Linked DNA regions of Homo sapiens: regions 1, 2 and 4 are each linked to region 3. A link is an interaction called in ENCODE POLR2A ChIA-PET data of the cell type or tissue named here. Cell type or tissue: PC-9. All regions are shown on one strand.

Region 1 (5,000 bases), 410 kb after region 3:
TCTCAAACTTTTTGGTCTCAGGACCCTAAAAAATTGATAATCCCAAAAAGCTTTCAATTACTAGCTTAATCTGATATATACTGTTAGAAATTGAAACTGAGAAATTAAAAAATACTTATTAATCCATTAAAATATAATAGTAATAAATTCATTAGATCTTGGCAAAAACATTTATAAAAACAATGTTTTCCAAAACAGAAGAAATTTTAGTGAAAATTGTTTTACAGTTTTGTAAATCTCTTTAATTTCAATTCTCTTTGCACACCTTTTTAATAGGAGACAGCTGGTTTTTTTTGGTTTCTGCTTCTAAATCCAATTTTTGTGACATGTTTTTGTAGTTTTAGTGTATGAAGAGTCTGGCCTCACACAGATACAGATGAAAAGTCTTTTAAGGTATGTGTGGATATTCTTCTTTGAAACTAAACCAAAACTTGATAAGTAGTGGCTTCTTACAGGCTGGCTGAAATCCTTTCAATGAACTTCCCGTATTCTGCTATATTAAAATTGATTAGTCTCTCTTGCATTGGAACAGAACTTTAACCCATGCAGAGTTTTTAACATCACACATTGTTCACTGAAAAATATTGGTTCACTGAATTATACAGGTTTTCCAAATGTTGACACATTACATTATACAATATTGAAAATGTACTCATTAACGTCATCCCTGATCTCATCAGCAAAGTCGAAATATGGGGAAGTGGTCAAGCTCATGGTGGCAGATACAAGTATTCCAAAATTCCAAGTTTGGCTTGAATTTTTATTATTTTAGCAATAAATATAATCATTTTTCTTGAAGTGACAGACTATTCTTTTTTGAGAAAATGTCTGCCAAATATCCAAGTCTGAATAATCAGAGCTTGTCAGACATTCTTTCAAGCAAAAGCAGTGTCAGGTGAAAAGATGGCAGGTTCAACTTGCAATTGAAATAATCACACAAGCATTTTTCCTTGAGACATACTTTATTACCAGCAGAAGAGCTTTAGTTTCCTTATTATGTCACAGAGAATTTTTTAAATGTGCTCTCAAAATTATGAGACTTAATTTTTACTGCTTCAAGGACATTCTTAAGTGAAAATGGCATTTTGGTTTTTTTGAGTGTGTGATGATAAGGGATATTACTACTGCCTTGTTTAATTAGCAGTTTTATCCACCTCTGTTTTTGTAACATCATTCCAAATGTCAACACAATGAAAACGTCAAATAATATCTTAATATGATTTTAAACTTGACCTTGTGAACTCCTTGAAAGGATCATGGAGACCCCTAGGGTCTATGTACCACACACTGAAAACAGTTTTAAAAAGTATTTAATAAATGTTCTTGAATATCTCAATAAACAAATGTAACTTCATATTATGGAGGGAGGTTCTGGAAAGGTCTAGGAGACCTTTTCGTTTGAGCCACCAAGACTACACTGGATGTTTAAAGGTAAAGGAGGTTAGGAGGAGCACAAGACAAAGCAAAGAGCCAGAAATGGGCAGGAAACTTTCCTAGAGCAGAACAGAGAAGCACAACCTCAGTTGAGTAGCGTCTTCCATACAGCCAGGTGTACTATGTGCAAATTACCTGTCGCTTCCTCAAAACGGTCCCAGAAGATGGGTCTTATCATCCTCACCTATGCATCCCTGCCAAGGAAGGCAGGGATCATGCCCATTTTCTTCACTCATGAATATGTGGAACTCTCACACAGTGGTCAGCACATGGAAAGCACACAATAAATATTCACTGAATGAATATATGAATGAGGCTCAGAGAAATGAATTATCTGTTCAAGGTCACATAGCTAGGAAGTGGTGGCCACAGGATTGAACCCAGGTCTTTGGGCACCAAATCCCATGCGCTTCCCTACATGCTGATTTCTTCAAAGTGATAGAAACTCAGGCCATACAGTGGGAGGCTTGGATGTTGGTGCAGTTAGTCTATGAACCAAGAAGTTTTTATAAAGACGGTAACATGAGTACATTCGTGCTGTCGAAAGATTATACCCAGCGATACCTGGGATGGCTTGGAGTGGAGAACAAAAGGAAGAGGAGAGAGCAATTTGTGTCCTATTTCAGCATTCTCAGTGAAAAAGCCTAATTTGGTGGGGAGTGTCAGACCTCACAGGTTTCCCCAAATTCTCGCTTAACGGTGTGAATTTGGAGAAATTACCTTTCCTGTATGATTATTACGTTCCGTATCTGCAGAATGGGATGATAATAATCTATAATTTCATAGAGTTGCTGTGAGGTTTAAATGAAAAAATGTATACAAGACAACCAGCATCGTTCTTCGCTCAATAAATTTTGCCTATAAAAAAGTGGAAGAAAAGGGAGGAAGGAAGGGAAGGGGGAAGGAAAAAAGAAGGAAGGGGGGTGAGGAAGAAAAAGGAGGGAGGTACAGGGGAGGAAATATGGCTGAGGGAAGGAAATATCTGTGGAATGCCTGGGTGAACCTGGGCAGTGCCAGAGGGAGAGCAAATCTATAAGCCCTGCTTGTGGTTTCTTGACCAGAGAATGAGAAAAAGGCATTAGATCATTTCATGATTTCAAGCCTGGGTGACCAGAGGAATGAACTCATATGAAGGGGCCAAGGAGGCTGGTACTGTAGCTACCAAAGGGCAAAGACCTGGAGGTTCTCTAAAGGGAAGGAATGGATGAAGGAAGAAGGGCACAGGGTGAAAGATCAATATTGTTTGCAGGACATGTGATATTGTAAATTAGGGCAAATGGAAAAATGAGAGAAAACAGGATCTGAGAGACAAAAAGGACGCACCTACTTAAAACCATTTAATTGGTTCCAAACCCTTGTCGGCCAGGCACATATTGGCTCTACAGCCCCATCTCCAGCCAGCCACTCCTGCTGCTCTGCCATGAGATTTCATGCTTTCAGGCTCCAGACTTCTGCATGCTCTGCTCTCACTGCCTCTTTCCCAGAAGCAAAGTTTCTCAAAAAGTGGCACTTGTTATTTTTAAGGTCATATATTAAGATTATGGGAAAACAAAACAAAAAATCATTAGGGAGAGCATCATTTAAGGCCCGGGCTCTCTCACCATCCCGAGGCAGTAGTGTCCCAGGCTACCTCTCTTTGCCCTGCTGCTGCATCCTCTATGCCCCAGCACACACACACTACCCTCTGCCCCTGTCTAGACAGCCTCAGTTCATTCCTTTCTCAGGGCTCCCACTGGACTTTACTCCTGCCCACCACTCCCTGGTTGGTTTCCTGCTATAGCAAAGCTGGGTGTCTCTCTCTCTCCCTACACATGACCCTTGTCCTGGACATCTCTGCACACAGCAGACGCTCAGTCCCTGTTGTATGGTTGATGAAGCCAGGAAAGCAGACATGAAGCTATAACAGAAGCAGCAGCAAGAGGAGCTAAGAGGTGTTAAGAGAGACCAAGAATGATGAAGTCCAGAAAAAGCTAGTGCATTTCGCAAAGAAAACACTGGTGGGGGTCTAACGTGGGCATTCTCCTTGGAGGGACATTGCCCCCACTAGGGAGTAGAAGCTGGTTCTCAGGGGATACAAGTAAAACATTTCTTAGATTACATTGGTCTATGGCCCTCCAAAGCTCAATCCTACATCCCCAAAATTTTATTCCTTGATATTTATCCCATTAGGGAGAAAATTTTAATTTAAAGTTAGTTGGTTGGGCACAGTGGCTCATGCCTATAATCCCAGCACTTTGGAAGCCTGAGACAGGAGGATTGCTTGAGGCTGGGAGTTCAAGACCAGCCTAGACAACATAGTGAGACCTCATCTCTATAAATTAAAAAAAAAATTTTTTTTAAGTTAATTTATCTTAATGTTTCTCCTTATATGGTGACAATGAAAAAAAGGTTGAGAAGCACTGATCTGGAGGAAGGTGATTCGGTAAAAGGAGTGAGAGAACAGCAGCCTGGAAGGACTGACTGCAGAAGCAAATCACGAGGAAACAGTGGTGACAATGACTTTTCTCCCTTTCTTCATGGGTGAGCCTCCTGTGCCATATCTATAATGAGTGTGTACAACATATCAGGCCCTGTGTTAAGTGCTTTGCGAGCATTATTTTACTTTTATCTTCACAACAACCTTACGAAGTTATGTTCCCTTTTTAGAGATGCTTAGAAAATGTAGATAGCATATCCAATGTCCCATAACTAGTCAGTGGTAAATGATGCAAGATGAATACTTAGCACAAGTCTGACACAGGGTAAGGGTTTAATTATCATAACCATGAGCAGAGGAGGCAGGCCTGAACACATCTGTTAGAGGAGGGAATGATGTTTCTGCTACACAGCAAGTGTACCAACAAAACAAAACAAAACAAAACAAGCCCACGTTATTTGAATGAAACAGCAGTGAAGCAAAAAACACGCAACTGGAGAGGAGATGATGGTGGGTAAGGAATCTAGACAACAGGATGGATGGAGTCCAGGCAGAACGGCTGGCTTTGGCAAACAAGAGAGAAAGAAGAGGGATAGGCAGAAGCTGAGAAAGCAGGTTAAAGGTTGTGGTCAAGAGATGAGGGCAGGGCCTCAGTAGAGAGCAGGAGGGAAGAAATCCTGTTCCCACTGGGGCCCTGCAGCTGAGGTCACATGGCATGAATTCCTGGTGGAATTAAGCAACATGATACTATTACTTTCTCCAGTAACCTCTTCAAATAAAAATCAGTTAATTAATATTATGCCTTCTTACTTCCCACTGACCCTAGACTTAGAAAAGGCAACCAAAGTGCTTTAGTGAAATAATTCCCCATCTTTTCTAGTTATGAAGACAACTTCGTGCCATTAGAAACAAAAACCAAAAACTTTCCAAGCACTCAGCTGGAGAAGCTGTACTTTCAGCGTGCACTGAGAAAATGCTAGGTGCACATTAACTCTGTCCAGTTGAGACAACTGATATGACTCCATAGTGTCTTTATCATAAAAATGCATTTGAAAAATAAACATTTAGCCAGTTGGGCAAGCAAGGAGTTTAGTTGTTGTCACTCGCTCCTAACAACTAAAAAGCTGAACAAATGGAAAAACCAACAATT
Region 2 (5,000 bases), 51 kb before region 3:
ACTTCAGTTTTCAAATGCGGGAAACAGCAAGAGCTACACTTGCTGAGCACTCACCATGTGTCAGCACGCTCCACTGAAATTCCCACTCCACCCTGTGTGATATGTGGAATTATCACCCTCATCTGACAGATGAGGGAGCTAGCCGAAGGATGTGGTTAGCATTTGTTCAAAGTCACAGAGCTGGGCTTACCCCGCAGACCTGGCTCTGAAGCTCACACTGACTACTGCAGGAGGAGGGGAGATGGAGCTGTGGATGGGCCCACACAGCACCTGCCCTCTACATGTGGGTACTTACGCTCCCTTTCTTTCTCTTTTGCTCTTCTCTTATCTCCTGTTATCCAGGTGGTGGGACTTAATTTTCTAGAAATTTCCATCTGGTTAGATGGAACTTTCTAACCTAGGAAAAAACCCCAGCGCAGCCTCCCCTCAAATACACTCTAAGTTTCACTGTTGAGGAAATTAGCTTGGTGCAGCTGAAGCCTGTTTTCAGGAGTTGTTTCTGCTGGTTCCACTCCTGGCTGTAAATCAAAACAAATCTAAGTGACTTGATGGTAGAGGAAACAAAATGACTTCACTCACTCACGTGAGCATGAACTCATGCACACACACACTCACACTTACACATACAGGAGTTGATTATTTAGTCTCTTTGCAAGTATGTTTGGTTGAAATTAAGTTGGGCCATATTTGACCATTGTCTTACAGATTGGTGGTTATTTATTTAATCAGTTCAGCCTGTGTTTTGGCATTAAATAGATAATATCACATGATTTGTTCATTCATTACTTAACAATTATTAGGAGCCTATTATATTCTAAGTGCTGCGCTGGGTATGTGGCATATTAAATGAGATAGGACTTCCCTTTAAGTACATCATTGTCTAATGATCACACACCAAATAATTGTACTATACCATGATAAGTCTAGGAATGGAGATGAACACAAGGTTTGTCATTTATATTAGTGTATTTTTACAAGACCAAAAAGTGTTTTTCTATATGAGTTGTATCTTCTCTGTTGAGAATTCTTTCTGCATTCTAGTAAAAAAAAAAAAAAAAGAAAAGAAAAGAAAAGAAAAGAACCACATATACTTTATTTTTATTTTTTTGCTCTGTCTTATGGTGCTAAAGCCACATGTACTTTCCTTGGGTTATTTTAATAACACATGTTTTAAGAGTAAGTTAAGGCCGGGTGCAGTGGCTCATGCCTATGTAATCCCGGCACTTTGGGAGGCCAAGGTGGGTGGATCTCTTGAGCTCAGGAGTTCAAGACCAGCCGGGGCAACATGATGAAAGCCTGTCTGTATAAAAAATACAGAAATTAGCCAGGCGTGGTGGTACGCACCTGTAGTCCCAGCTATGTGGGAGGCTGAGGCAGGAGGATTGCTTGAGCCTGGGAGGTGGAGGTTGCAGTGAGCTGAGATCGTGCCACTGCATCACTGCATTCCAGCCGAGGCAACAGAGCAAGATCCTGTCTCAAAAAAAAAAAAAAAAAAAAAAAAAAAAAAAAAAAAAGTAAGTTAAGAAACAAATTCCTCATCATTTTTTTTTAAATTTGTTTTTAAGGTAACCTTGTTTTTCTGACTTTTTGGCCAAAGATATATATGTTCATTGTTAAACAAGAAAAAGAAAAAATACTGGGACACACACAAATAATTGAAGTTATCCTCTAATTCTACTCTTCCAGAATTGTTTACTGAATGACCAGTTAACTTTCAAAGTAGTAAATATATGAAAATATGTCTTTTTTTCTCCTTTGAAACAGAGCCTACTGGGATGTTAGATGTCTGGTACATGAAACGGCACATTGACTACAGTAGACAACAGATTTCTCTTTTCTGGAAGGTGAGTTTTAAGCGTCAACTTAAAACTCAAGGGAATAAAACTGAAGGCAGAAAAAGACCTATTTGCATAGTGGCTTTTATATGAAGCTTCAATGATTTTGCTAGAGCTCATTTTCTCACATTCATGACACACCACAGTGTCATGTGCCTTTGGTGGATAGGGGTGAGAGCTGAGTTCCTTCTTCCACACAGTCACATCGTTTCAATCCCACTTCCTATAAGATCAAGGTCTTTTTCCATCCCTGGCATTTCCACCCTCTGACCCCAACTACTTCATCTCTTCTGACTGTTGTCCCCTTTCTGCCCACCCCCACCTCTCCTACATAAATATGCCCAGCAGTAACCATGTCACTTCACTTATTCACTCTTTGGGAAACAAAAGATGAAAAAGCTGTGGATGTGGATATTTAATAATGTTTGTTAAGTCATTGAAGAGGGAGAAGGAGGAAAGAAAGCTGCTCTACTTTAGGAATAGTAATAGTGGTAGAAAATAATACAAACAGGCCAGGTGCAGTGGCTCACGCCTGTAATCCCAGCACTTTGGGAGGCCAAGGCAGGCGGATCACTTGAGGTCAGGGGTTAGAGACCAGCCTGGCCAGCATGGTGAAACCCCGTCTCTACTGAAAATACAAAAATTAGCCGGGCATGGTGGCATGCGCCTGTAATCCCAGCTACTGGGGAGGCTGAGGCACGAGAATCACTTGAACCCGGGAGGCAGGGGTTGCAGTGAGCCAAGATCATGCCACTGCACTCGAGCTTGGGTGACAGAGTGAGACTACGTTTCAAAAAAAAAAAAAAAAGAAAATCATACAAACAGGAATAGAAAGCAGCCCTTCCTCAGGAATGGTAATAAAACAGTAGTAAATTAGACAACTTTCCAGAAAACAGTGAAGCCTGACATTATCATAGAATGCGAAAGTTTCACAAAGCACTGAAAGCTGGCATTACCATTTTATTTAATCCTCACAAAAATCCCCTGAGGTAAGTACTGGTACGCCCACTTACCAGTGAATGAGAAAACGAATGAATGAGTGAATGAAAAAACGAGTATCAGAGAGAGGAAAGAGAGGAAGTTCTTGCCCAAAGTCACCCAGCTACTGAGCACAGACCTGAGACTGAAACCTTATCCAGAACTGCTGCATCGTGACTCATCTTTGTTGAAGGAAAATGCTGTGCGATTCGAATTGAGCTACTGATTGGCATGCTCATAAGAGGTTTCCTGGTGAACTGCACTCTTTATTTCTCAGGACTCACATCCTCTTCACTACACCTCTTCCAGTTGAGGATAGAAAGTTTTGGAATTATGAATCTGAATGAGCACAAAACCAGAAGAGTAAGAATAACAATTATAAAGTCCTCTGATGGGGTTCACATGATGGGTTTTGATCATTGCACACTTCTTCAGTTTTAAGAAATGAGTGATTTCTTCTTCTTTCTCCTCCCTGTCTCTCTCACACACACATAAAACGTCTGGTATAAGAAGAGACTACTATAAATAGCCTGGTGAATCATGATCAGGCTCTTCACTTTGAAACTAACACTGCAGCTCAAAATTTATTTTAAAATGAATCTACTTTCAATAGCAAGACAATTCTCAAAGCAGGACATTTAGAACAGCCATAATTTGTGAATATTATAGAAGAACCCAGCCTAATTATTTCCTTTTCACGAGCAAGTGACTGGTTAAAACCAAAATTCCTCCTCTCATGTAAAGGTTTCTCCTCCAAAAATGTCCTCAACAGTGATCTGGAAAGATATGCTACGTGTTAATCTATTCCACGCCTCTCAACTCAAGGGTTTCTCTCAGTAGAATGAGGGTAATGATACAGGTATCTGCAAAGCTGACAAGACCATTGTGGGGATCAGCAAATGAGAGGACACAAATGTAAAAATCACAAGGGCCACCAGTGTAAAATTCAGCAGTGCTGCATGATGCGTGTTTATCCTGACAGTGAAAGCTCCATGCCTGCGTGCTTTTCACTGTAACAAACAGAGTTTATAGTGGACATCATCTTGGTTCTCTGAAACCAGCACCAGAGTGAAGTCAAAATAAGTATGTGTTGGCCATGAGTGATGCTTGGTAAATGTGAGTATGTGATTTCTTCTCTGCTGCCCTGATTTTATTTCTATCTTCACAAGGCTTAGGTTCTATAATGAGGTCTTGGAATTTGGAGGGACTTCAAAGCTCTTCTAGTTCAGCCTTCCTTTCATTATAAACATGGCTCCTACTCCTGCCAGGACAGACAGATGTCTCAGTGGGGATATTCTGGGACAGGGAGAATCTCACTTTGTAGTCTGCCCATGCCATGGTTGAACATCTCTTATTGTTTAGAAAATGTTTCCTTTTGTGTAGCCAGAATTGTGGGCCCAAGAAGGATGCTTGGGGTTGGAACTGGCTTAGAAGAAACCAAAAAGGGCAAGGCACAGTGGCTTACGCCAGTAATAATCCCATAATCCCTAATCCCAGCACCTGGGGAGGTCGAGGTGGGCAGATCACTGAAGTCCAGGAGTTTGAGACCATCCTGGCAGACATGGTGAAACCCTGTCTCTACCAAAATACAAAAAAATCAGCTGGGTGTGGTGATGCCCACCTGTAATCTCAGCTACTTGGGAGACTGAAGCAGGAGAATCCCTTGAACCCGGGAGGCAGAGGTTGCAGTGAGCTGAGATCGTGCCATAGTACTCCAGCCTGGGTGACAGAGCAAGACAAAGAAGGAAGGGAAGGAAGGAAGGAAGGAAGGATGGAAGAGAGGGAGGGAAGGAGGGAAGGAAGGAGAAAGAGAAAATAGAGAAAGAGAAAGAAGAAAGAAGGAAAGAAAAAAGAAAGAGAAAGAAAGAAAGAAAGAAAGAAAGAAAGAAAGAAAGAAAGAAAGAAAGAAAGAAAAGAAAGGAAGGAAAGAAAGAGAAAGCAAAAAGGTAAGCACTAGAAGCTTCTATAACTTGATGTCAGATGGTAGTCATCAAAAGCCAACCTCAAAACCTTCAGTGACTCTCTAGTCTAAGAGGCTCCCCAAGGAAAGTTGGATGCAGTCCTATATTGTCACAGGATTAAGTCCTTTTCTGTCAAACCTGGGCTTCTTTAATGGCCCCAAACAGGCCACTCAACTGAGGGTGGGAATGGAAACACTGACCAGAGTTACTGAGCAGTCCTGCTTTG
Region 3 (5,000 bases):
ACAGGAGGCAGAGGTTGTAGTAAGTTGAGATTGCGCCACTGCACTCCAGCCTAAAACGGCAATAAGAACAAAAAAAACACTGTGGTCTTTCCTTTGAGGTAGAGCTGCAAGAAAAGAAAACAAAACTGTGGTACTTCAGCCAAGTGCATTGTCGTCCTAGTAAATCTGGGTCCTCTTCCTAAGAAGGAGGGGAAAATGAATATTGGGTGGCAATTACTCTGTGCCCCAAGGATATAAACCACAATATTTTTGTTTTGTTTTGTTTTGAGACAGAGTCTCACTCTGTCGCCCAGGCTGGAGTGCAGTGGCATGATCTTGGCTCACTGCAGCCTCTGCTTCCTGGGTTCAATCGATTCTCCTGCCTCAGCCTCCTGAGTAGCTGGGACTACAGGTGCCCGCCACCACGCCCAGCTACTTTTTGTATTTTTGGTAGAGATGGGGTTTCACCATGTTGGCCAGGCTGGTCTCAAACTCCTGACCTCATGATCCACCCACCTCAGTCTCCCAAAGTGCTGGGATTACAGGCGTGAGCCACCGCACCCAGCCTAAACCACAATATTAATGGTGTTTATATCTGGGGATATAATTGTAGGTGATTTTAGTTTTTCTTGTTTAATTATATTTTTAGAATTTCCTTAGTAAACATGTATTATTTTTCAAAGAAAAGATTTTTAATGAGTTGGTTATTCAATACAAAGTTTTCTTCAAATGCTGTGTAAAGTAAGAGAAGAGGTCTTTTGACCTCTAACTCAAAGTCATTCTACCAGCCATTGAACTTGTCTAACAGGCTGTACATTTATTGAAGATCTAATGTGTGATAGATACTTCAACGTGAAGCTCTCTTTGGGTAGACTTTGAAAAAGTTTAATTCAAAAGGAGTCAACTAGGATCACATGCATCCTCTTCATGGAAATTGTGAAGATCAGTTACAGTGCAGGCTAAACTGCCTTAAAAAAAAAAAGAGGACCCAAAGCACAGTGGCTTAAATAATACTTTATTTATCTTCCATATAACAGCCCTGAGGTAAGGTATCCAGACTGGTGGGCAGCTGTGCTCCATAGTTATTTGTGGACTCAGTTTTCTTCCATCTTTTTGGCATACCATCCCTTAGGTATTGTCCTCATCTGCATGATCTCTATGAGATCACAGACACTTCTGCTCATATTTCTTTGGAGAAAACCTAGTCACATGGCCACATCTCTTACTTCAAAAGGTTAGACAAATTGTAAAGCATACTTTTAAAAAAAAAAAAAAATCAAAGCTTATGAAAGCCAAGTCTTTAAAAATGTTTCATATTGTTCATGAACTTTAAAAAAAATAAGTCACATGCATTTATAAGAAATGTTTTTAGGATTTTTCCTTCTACATCATAAAAGACCTGTATTTCCTCTTATTGCCAAATACAATCACTGTTAATAGATATTTCAGATATTTCCCTATAATACTTTTTTCTTGGCATTTTTAACATGGTTGTGTTCAAGCTATTTATACCATTTTGAATCCCGTCTTTTTTTCAACTGTTCACATAATTTACCTGTCATTACAAACTCTTTGTAAATATTCTAATTAGCTAAATAGTAAGGGTAGGGAACATGTCATCTTCAATGCTTGGCAGGTAGCATTGTGCTGGTCACATATTAGGGGTTCAATCAATATTTGTTGAATGAATGCATAGCTGGCTAGTGATAGATTGCTAAATATTAGGTTGATCAAAAGTTCCATGGTTTATTTAGCAAACCTCAAGTGGCTGTGTTGTAATTTTACAGAAAACTACCGTAGTCTTGGATGATAAATCATCTTTGTCTTTCAGTGTTTATCTTTTATTTGCATACAAAAGCAGCCCTTACACTGAAGTTACTGCACTGAGAACCTGTGCTTCCATGCCACTGTGTGCACACCTAAGGAAATGTCACTGTTTTCTTTATCTATAGGGTGTTTGTTCTCCTAGCAGCCCTCAGACCTCAGTGGTGTAGCAGAGAAATTCCAGATCCAGCAAATAGCACTTGCGCTAAGAAATATCCCATTGCAGAGGTAAGGTACAATTCCTCTGTGGTCAGTCAGTGGAGTTCTAGTGATCACCACATCTAAGTTTTCCATTGTAGTTACGAGGAAGCCTGGGTGCTGAGATCCTATGGTTGAGCTTAAGTTATTCACGCTTGGCTACCACTGAGTCATCATTCTCATTTTAATTCCTGAACTTAAGAGAAACCAGGCACAGGAATCTTCTGAAGTTTATGATCATAAGACTAAAACCCCCTAGCTTTTTATACCTCAGTATGCCTCACTTTCCCCTTCTCACCAAACTGCTCTCCTGTTCTCCTCACCTAACTTATTTCAAAAGAAGAAAGCAAACTTTCCTTTTTTTTTTTTTTTTTTTTGCCATTTGTTGAGTACTAGCCTGAGCATTGAGTCATCCAAAATTCAAGAGAATTGAAGATTTTGATTTTCCTGTCTAAGCATAGAAAAGATAAATAGAACCCATACTATTTTGGTTTGGGCAAGAAGCCAGTACATCATTCCATTGTGCAAAGAAAAGGTTTTAAAGGAGAGGTTGATCAGCTGGCAGATGAGAGAGGGGAGAGTAAAGGAAGTGAAGGGAACTGCTGCAGCCCAGGAAAGAAGGTGAGAAAGCTCACAGTGGGCAAGATGGGCCATCCCTGGTGGAGGGTCTGGAAGTTGAAAGTATCTGAATATGAAGACTACATTTAAGGGGAGAAATAGGAGAGAGAAGTGGCAAGTCAATATTCCTCCCATCACCTGGGGCTTTGACAACTCCAGGCTCCCTTTCCAAGACCTTATAACACTCCTTGCTCAAGATGCTTCTCTCCAACTACCGAGTATGTTCTGTCATCCACACCCTTCCTCAGGCCAGAAGCCAGTGGTCCATAGTCCCAACCTCCACTCAAAAAAAAAGAGTGGATCCCAGCCACAGATTCTTTAGGCATTTAAGTCTCTATAGTTTAGTGCCTTTGAAATCAAGCCCAGAGGCCACCCCTGCCTCTGCCACTTACTATGTGTGTGACTCTTGGGCAACTTGCCCAACTATCTGAGCCCAAGTTTCAGCCTCAATAAAACAGGAGTTGACAGTATCATTCTTACTTACCACTGTGAGGATTAAATAAGATGCCATGTAAAGCACATGGGTCATATAAGACAAAGATCATTCACTTTCTTCCCAAGAAGACCCATAATTTAAGTCTCCTCTGAGGGATTTCATCCCTATTAAGTTACAACAGCAAAAACAGTGATAATAACAGCAGTGTGTGTGTGTGTGTGTGTGTGTGTGTCTATACACACACACACACACAAACTGCTGTTTTATATATATGTATACAAACTGCTGTTATTACTATTTTATATATATAATATACAGGTTATATAATTATATATTTTCTATATTCTGTCATATAATATATAATTATATAATAATATTATACATTCATTATTATAATTTAGATATATTATCTTCTATGTACCAGGCACTTTTGAAAACATTTTCATACGTTAACATTTAACCCATAAACATCTCTATGAGGTCGTATGATTTTTTTTTTTTTGAGACAGAGTCTTGTTCTGTTGCCCAGGCTGGAGTGCAGTGGCGCAATCTCGGCTCACTGCAAGCTTCACCTTCCAGGTTCACGCCGTTCTCCTGCCTCAGCCTCCCTAGTAGCTAGGACTACAGGCGCCCGCCGCCATGCCCGGCTAATTTTTTTTTATTTTTATTTTTAGTAGAGATGAGGTTTCACTGTGTTAGCCAGGATGGTCTCAATCTCCTGACCTCGTGATCCACCCGCCTCGGCCTCCCAAAGTGCTGGGATTATAGGCGTGAGCCACCATGCCCGGCATGAGGTTGTATGATTATCTTCATTTTCCGCATGAGGAAATTGAGGCACAGAGGACTACGTAACTTGCCCAATGTTAGTCAGCGAGTACATGGTGGATCCTGGACTCATATCCAAGCAGGATATGCTGCCTATCATTGCACTACACATTTTAAAGGATCTTTAAACACGGGGTGAGGAGAGAGTTTCTAGCAGTCTACACCTCTGAGCTGAAGAGACTTATTAAAAGTAAGACAGGAGGAAGGTGATAGAAATTGGTATACATATGCCCAAAGTTGTGTAGTATAAGTGTATTCATTGCAGCATTATCAATAGAAGCAAAAACTCGGGCATAATGTAAAGGTGCACCAGGATGCAAATTAAACTTTTTGGGTACATCCATACAATAGGGTATTAGGCAAAAACTAAAAAAATGACATAGATCTATATGTGCCTAAAGATCTACAAGATACTTAAAAGTAAAAAGAGCAATATTTATCACAATTGTCCAAAGTGGGTTTATTTATATAAAAATGAGGGCGATTTTACACACACTCATACATCTGCAGCATGGGCACAGGATATTTCTGGAAGCCCACTATGATACATATGAAATGGATACTGGTGGTTGCCTCCAGGGAGAGGGTTGAGAGTATGAAGGCCACTTAATTTTCATTACATAGTCCCTTTGAACTTTTAGATATCTTTTTTTTTTTTTTTTTTTTTTTTTTGAGACGGAGTCTCGCTTTGTTGCCAGGCTGGAGTGCAGTGGCACTATCTCGGCTCACCGCAAGCTCCGCCTCCTGGGTTCACACCATTCTCCTGCCTCAGTCTCCTGAGTAGCTGGGACTGCAGGGGCACGCTGCCACGCCTGGCTAATTTTTTTGTATTTTTTTAGTAGAGATGGGGTTTCACCATGTTGGCCAGGCTGGTGACCCCAAGTGATCCACCCGCCTCAGCCTCCCAAAGTGTTGGGAGTACAGGCATGAGCCACCACACCTGGCCTAGAATATCTTAAGAAAACTGTGTGCATATAATTTTTTTGCAAAAATAACCAGTGAATTAGAAAATTTTAAAAATTAAGCAGCTTAAATATGGCCTCGAGGATGAAAGCCTTGAGACGGCCTTAGAACCCCATGTGGCTTGACCCTTGAAGAAGGTGGACTGTTTTTAGAAAGG
Region 4 (5,000 bases), 850 kb before region 3:
CATTTTCTGAATGATTAGGATTCCTCACATCTACTCCCTCCAAGGTTTGAATTCTAATGACTGACTCCTTTTCCTCTCACCTCAGAATATATTCATCCCTGACACACAAATAATTCAAATGCATTACTATCTACCTTTTATTAGTTTAATTTTTCTCTATGTTGTTTATTCTGCATCCACAATTTACTTTTGCCTCTTTGCTGTACTGGAACACAAAAAGTGCATTTATGGCAACCCTCTTCTGCAACTCCTAGTCTGGAACTGTTTATTTATTCATCAAATATTCTGTATCGAATGCACACTAGGCATTATTCTAAGTGCTATAAGCTCAGTAGTGAACAAAACAGATTAAAATGTCTGCCCATGTGGGCATCCTTTTGCAGAAGTCAGTCAGCATGAGTTTATGTGATCCATGGATCAAGTGACAGGTGAGCATTCAGAAGTCTAGCATTCAGATACCCGTTCTGTGAATGTCTTGTGACAGTGCCCCTTGGGCTCATTCTTCTCACACATTTAATAAGTGAATGAGTGTCATGTCCTTGTCTTAGCTCACCATTCCAAGCCCAAAGTTACAGCTGAGAGCTCAGCAACAACTCTAGGCTTGAACATTTTCACAGAAAAGATGTAAATGCCATGAAAGTGTCATTCCAGGATCAAAATTACACATCTACTCACATGTTTTTTGGTGTATACCAAAAACTTTCATTTTTATTTTTGGTTCATATCCACTTCTGTTATGTGTCAGGACTAGTGGTTTAGGATTTTTGAAAGCTTGTGTGGAGTTACCTGTGTTTCTTCTCTTTAACAAACAATTTAAGGAGGAAAATACTGAGCTCATTTAGGGCATTGTCAAAGATTATGTGACATTTGCACATGCTTAAAAGTTTTAAAAATGCTTTATTCATCTAACAGATACACCTGGAGTGTTTCTGATATCTCAGTTGCTGTACTAGGCACAATGAAATGGCAGCAAAACACAAGGCAACAATGTCCCCCTTCTTCAGAAGCATGGAGTCTAGTATATGATACCACATTAGCATGTACATATTTTATTCGTGCAATGTCTCTGTGTGGTAGAAAGAATAAGTACGGTAATCCTCCCTTATCTGCAGAGGATATGTTCCAAGATCCCCAGCGGATGCCTGAAACTACAGATATTACCAAACCCTATATGCACTATGCTTTTTCCTATACATATATATGAGATAAAGATGATTTATATATATAATTATATATATACCTTCATAGATATCAATCAGTAGGTATCAGTTTTACCTATGATCATTTTACCTTTATCACAGGTAAAATTAAATTTACCTATGGTAAAGTTAATTTGTAAATAAGGCACAGTAGGAGATTGGCGACAATAACGAATAATAAAATTTAGAACAGTTATAACAATCTGCTGTAATAAAAGTTATGTGAATGCGGTGTCTGTCTCAAAATATTTTGTTATACAGTATGCACCTCTCTTCTGATGATGTGAGATGTTACAGTGCCTACATGATGAGATGAAGTGGAGTGAATGACGTATGCATTGTGACACAGCGTTAGGCTGCCATTGACCTTGAACACAGGCACTGCGATATGCAACAATATGATGACTGAGACGACTACTAAGTGACTAAGAGCAGGTAGTGTAGACAGCGTGGATACACTGGACAAAGGACTGATTCGTGTCCCAGACAGGATGGAGTAGGATGGCACGAGATTTCATTACACTACTCAAAATGGTGTGCAATTTAAAACTTATGAATTGGTTATTTCTATAATTTTTCATTTAATATTTTCAGATCACTGTTGACTGTGGGTAACTGAACCCACAGAAAATGAAACCTTGGATAAGGAGGGACTTTTGTGTTACTATCCTTATTTTAAACAGAAGGAAACTAGGGCCCACTAAGGTTAAGTGACACTCAAGGTGACCTCCTTACTAGTGGCAGAACCAGCACTTATCAGCCAGGCTTGACTCCTAGTTAAGTGCTGTTTATTTGTATAACGGCGTAACTGGAAAATCTTGCTCATATCCAAAGTGTTTGGCCTAGGTCTCTGACTGGCAAGTAAACAGCAGATTGTTTAAATCTGACTGGATGTTTCAAAAGCCTTCTTCAGAACTAAGCAAGTTAATTTTATTATCAGGTCATGATCTTTCAGAACAGTCATCAACTTGAAGAAGGCCACCTCACACAGAAGGATTTTATCCCAGTGGGCTCTTTTCAGTAGCTCAGTAGAAAATTTCCACAATTTTCTGAGGAAGAGCGTCATGATGTGATGTCACTAGTCCAGTGGACTCTAAACTTTCACAGCTTACCTTCTACCACACGTTTTATCAAAAAGCCTGGTTCCCACCACGAACAAAAGCCCTTTTTTTTCCCTGAGGAGGACAGCTCGGTGTTCACTGATATTTTATGAAAGCTGTGGCTGTTATCATGAAAACATGATAATGTGTGCCATCATTTGAAGATTAACCAAATGGGTTCAACCTCATTTTAGAGTTGCAGAAACCAAGGCCAAATGAAAAGACTTACCTAAGGATTTTTATTCTCTCTGTAAGAGGACAAGTCAAAGTTTATTTTAGTAATGATTCCAAAACTGTGAATAGACAAAGACTTGGAGCCCATGGTGTTTTTCACGTTCAAAGGTGCTGAGGCTGGCTGGGTGACTGCCAAGAGACACAAATGAATGTGTCCCCAGGGTCATTGTTCTACTGAGTACACATACAATGTGACCATTTATAGCTCTCTCCCCTGATTTTCTCAGTGAGTCAGTACAGTGTGGGGGGAAGGGCCAGGACTTGAAGAGGGACTATACCGCCTCTGTGACTGGGTGACCTTGAGTGAGTTCTGGAACGGTTGGCCTCAGCTTCCCCATTTGTAAGGGGAGAATAATGCTGGCTACCTACCTCGTAGAGTCATTATGAAGAGCAAATGAAATAATAAATATACATCTGAGAGAGTGTGGTGCAGATGCCAGTTTTTTTCTCAGACAGTTTTTTCTCAACCTATATACCCATGGTAAAGTTTAATTTATAAATTAGGCACAGTAAGAGATTGGCAATAATAACTAATAATAAAATAGAACAGTTTCCATTGTTCTATTGGGTGTTACTTGTGGATTTCTTAGCCTTTGGAGGCTAGACATTACTGCTTGCTCTTTTGCTTTTTCTGTAGATTATTGCTGTACCTCTCCTGAAGACAGGCCTTACAGATTTCTTTCTCCTCTTCACCATACTATTAAGTTACAAGCATACTCTATCATCCTTTATTCTCAATGTCCATGTGCTAGGCCACCCCTTTCTTGAACATGTATGGCATCACTAATCAATCACAGCCATCTTTCTCCCTAGCTTTAGTATCTATCTCAACATCATATTCCAGGAAATTCCTGTGAATTGATTGGAATTGGCACATGAGATGATATTACCTTGCATTCCTTACCACAAGCAGTTTCCCAAAGTTGAAATACAGGGAATAAAACCAGAATACAGGCCGGGAGAGGTGGCTCATACCTGTAATTCCAGCCCTTAGGGAGGCCGAGGTAGGTGGATCACTTGAAGCCAGGAGTTAATAGACCAGGCTGGCCAACATGGCGAGACCCTGCCTCTACTAAAATTACAAAAAAATTAGCTGGGCATGGTGGTGCGCACCTGTACTCCCAGCTAATCATGAGGCTGAGGCGGGAGAATCACTTGAACCTTGGAAGCGGAGGCTGCAGTGAGCTATGATCACATCACTGCACTCCAGCCTGGGCCACAGAGGGAGACTCTGTCTCAAAAACAAACATACATATAAAAAACCACTAGAATATAGGTGATCTACCTGTGCACCCACCTTTACAAATGCCCTTAGTGAATCACCAAAAATGACATGTCAAAAATTTCTCACAGCAGCAGTTCTGGTAACAATGGCCTGAAATGGTCTCTAAGCCCGATTGTAGGTAGAACCTTACTCCTGTGCTATTGACTGTAACCATTAAATTTCTCTTAGCCTTCTTGTGCACTAATTTGAAGAACTATGTCTACCAGGTAGCCAAGCTAGAGTCACTGCTTGGATTAATTCCTAATTCCTCCTTCCTTCCTGTCCTACATCAGTAGGTCCTTAAGAGCTGTAGATTGTCTTTCCTAAATAGCTCTTGACTCTGTTCTCTCTCTTTCATCCCCTGCTAACACATCTGATCAGACCTTGCTGCTTCCACCTTCCAATGAATCCTCCTCACAGCCACAAAAGACATCAATTTCCTCATCTGCCTTTGATTGTTTACCATGCTTCTAAGATGAAGTCCAAATGCCTTAGTGTGCTGTGCAAAGCTTTCACACACAGGCTGCCTTCAGCCTCATCTCTCACTGGCCCAGCCAGACAGAGCTCCTTGCCATTCTCTTGCCCTTGGACTTGCCATTCCATTCCTTCTCTATATGGAAACAGTCTGTTCTGACTTTTCAAGTGGACTAACGAAAGACTGTCTGCCTTCAGTGAAGCCTTCACATATGCAGCAGGTTGAGAATGAGAGCACTAGCTTTGGAGTCAGGCTGATCCAGCTTAAACCTGTGTGTGTGACTCTAGGGAGCTAGTGAACATGTTTCCTCCTCAGGAAAGTGGATGTGACGATAACAGTCTTTCTCATGGGTAATTTAAACATGTAAGTTTGAAAAAATTAAATCAGAAAGTGCACTTGTAGCACTTGGAGTTCTCCAGAGAGACAGAACTGAACAAATTGTGTGTGTGTGTGTGTGTGTGTGTGTGTGTGTGTGTGTGTATACATACAGAGAGAAAGAGAGAGAGGAATTTTTAAGTAAGGAATTGGCTCACATGATTGTGGGGACTGGCATGGCAGGTCCAAAATTTGTAGCACAGGCTGGCAGGCCAGTAACTCAGGCAGGCGTTGATGGTGAAGTCTTAAGATAAAATGTTAAGCTCCCAATAAATCTTAATTACTATTCTCTTTTAGGCATAGCACATTCTTATACCTGCTTTGTTCCTTGCTCAAAAACCAAGGACTATGCC

The links. ChIA-PET counts read pairs that join two places held together with the same protein. Peaks named below come from ENCODE experiments on the same cell type or tissue, not always from the same donor. Only the 100,000 strongest peaks of a DNase experiment are listed, where the experiment ranks them.
Region 1: POLR2A ChIA-PET joins it to region 3 with 5 read pairs; 1 of 35 experiments calls an interaction of 5 or more read pairs at or near these places.
Region 2: POLR2A ChIA-PET joins it to region 3 with 5 read pairs; 9 of 35 experiments call an interaction of 5 or more read pairs at or near these places.
Region 4: POLR2A ChIA-PET joins it to region 3 with 7 read pairs; 1 of 35 experiments calls an interaction of 5 or more read pairs at or near these places.

What each region holds. Positions count from the first base shown.
Region 1 is chr1:67,799,602-67,804,601 of GRCh38, forward strand. All of the region lies in intron 1 of GNG12 (G protein subunit gamma 12), which reads right to left. Among named protein-coding and RNA genes, the nearest start is that of GNG12-AS1, 30 kb to the right of the region's middle. In PC-9, no CTCF peak of the experiment used is centred here; a DNase peak (open chromatin) is centred at 2,500.
Region 2 is chr1:67,336,860-67,341,859 of GRCh38, forward strand. It overlaps IL12RB2 (interleukin 12 receptor subunit beta 2), which reads left to right. Exons shown (of 17, transcript NM_001374259.2): 9 at 1,765-1,844. Among named protein-coding and RNA genes, the nearest start is that of IL12RB2, 31 kb to the left of the region's middle. RefSeq lists an enhancer at 2,047-2,126. In PC-9, no CTCF peak of the experiment used is centred here; a DNase peak (open chromatin) is centred at 3,002.
Region 3 is chr1:67,388,098-67,393,097 of GRCh38, forward strand. It overlaps IL12RB2 (interleukin 12 receptor subunit beta 2), which reads left to right. Exons shown (of 17, transcript NM_001374259.2): 16 at 1,932-2,031. Among named protein-coding and RNA genes, the nearest start is that of SERBP1, 40 kb to the right of the region's middle. In PC-9, no CTCF peak of the experiment used is centred here; a DNase peak (open chromatin) is centred at 2,114; H3K27ac peaks cover 1,313 bases.
Region 4 is chr1:66,540,918-66,545,917 of GRCh38, forward strand. All of the region lies in intron 1 of SGIP1 (SH3GL interacting endocytic adaptor 1), which reads left to right. Among named protein-coding and RNA genes, the nearest start is that of SGIP1, 9.3 kb to the left of the region's middle. In PC-9, no CTCF peak of the experiment used is centred here; DNase peaks (open chromatin) are centred at 2,074 and 2,724; H3K27ac peaks cover 1,373 bases.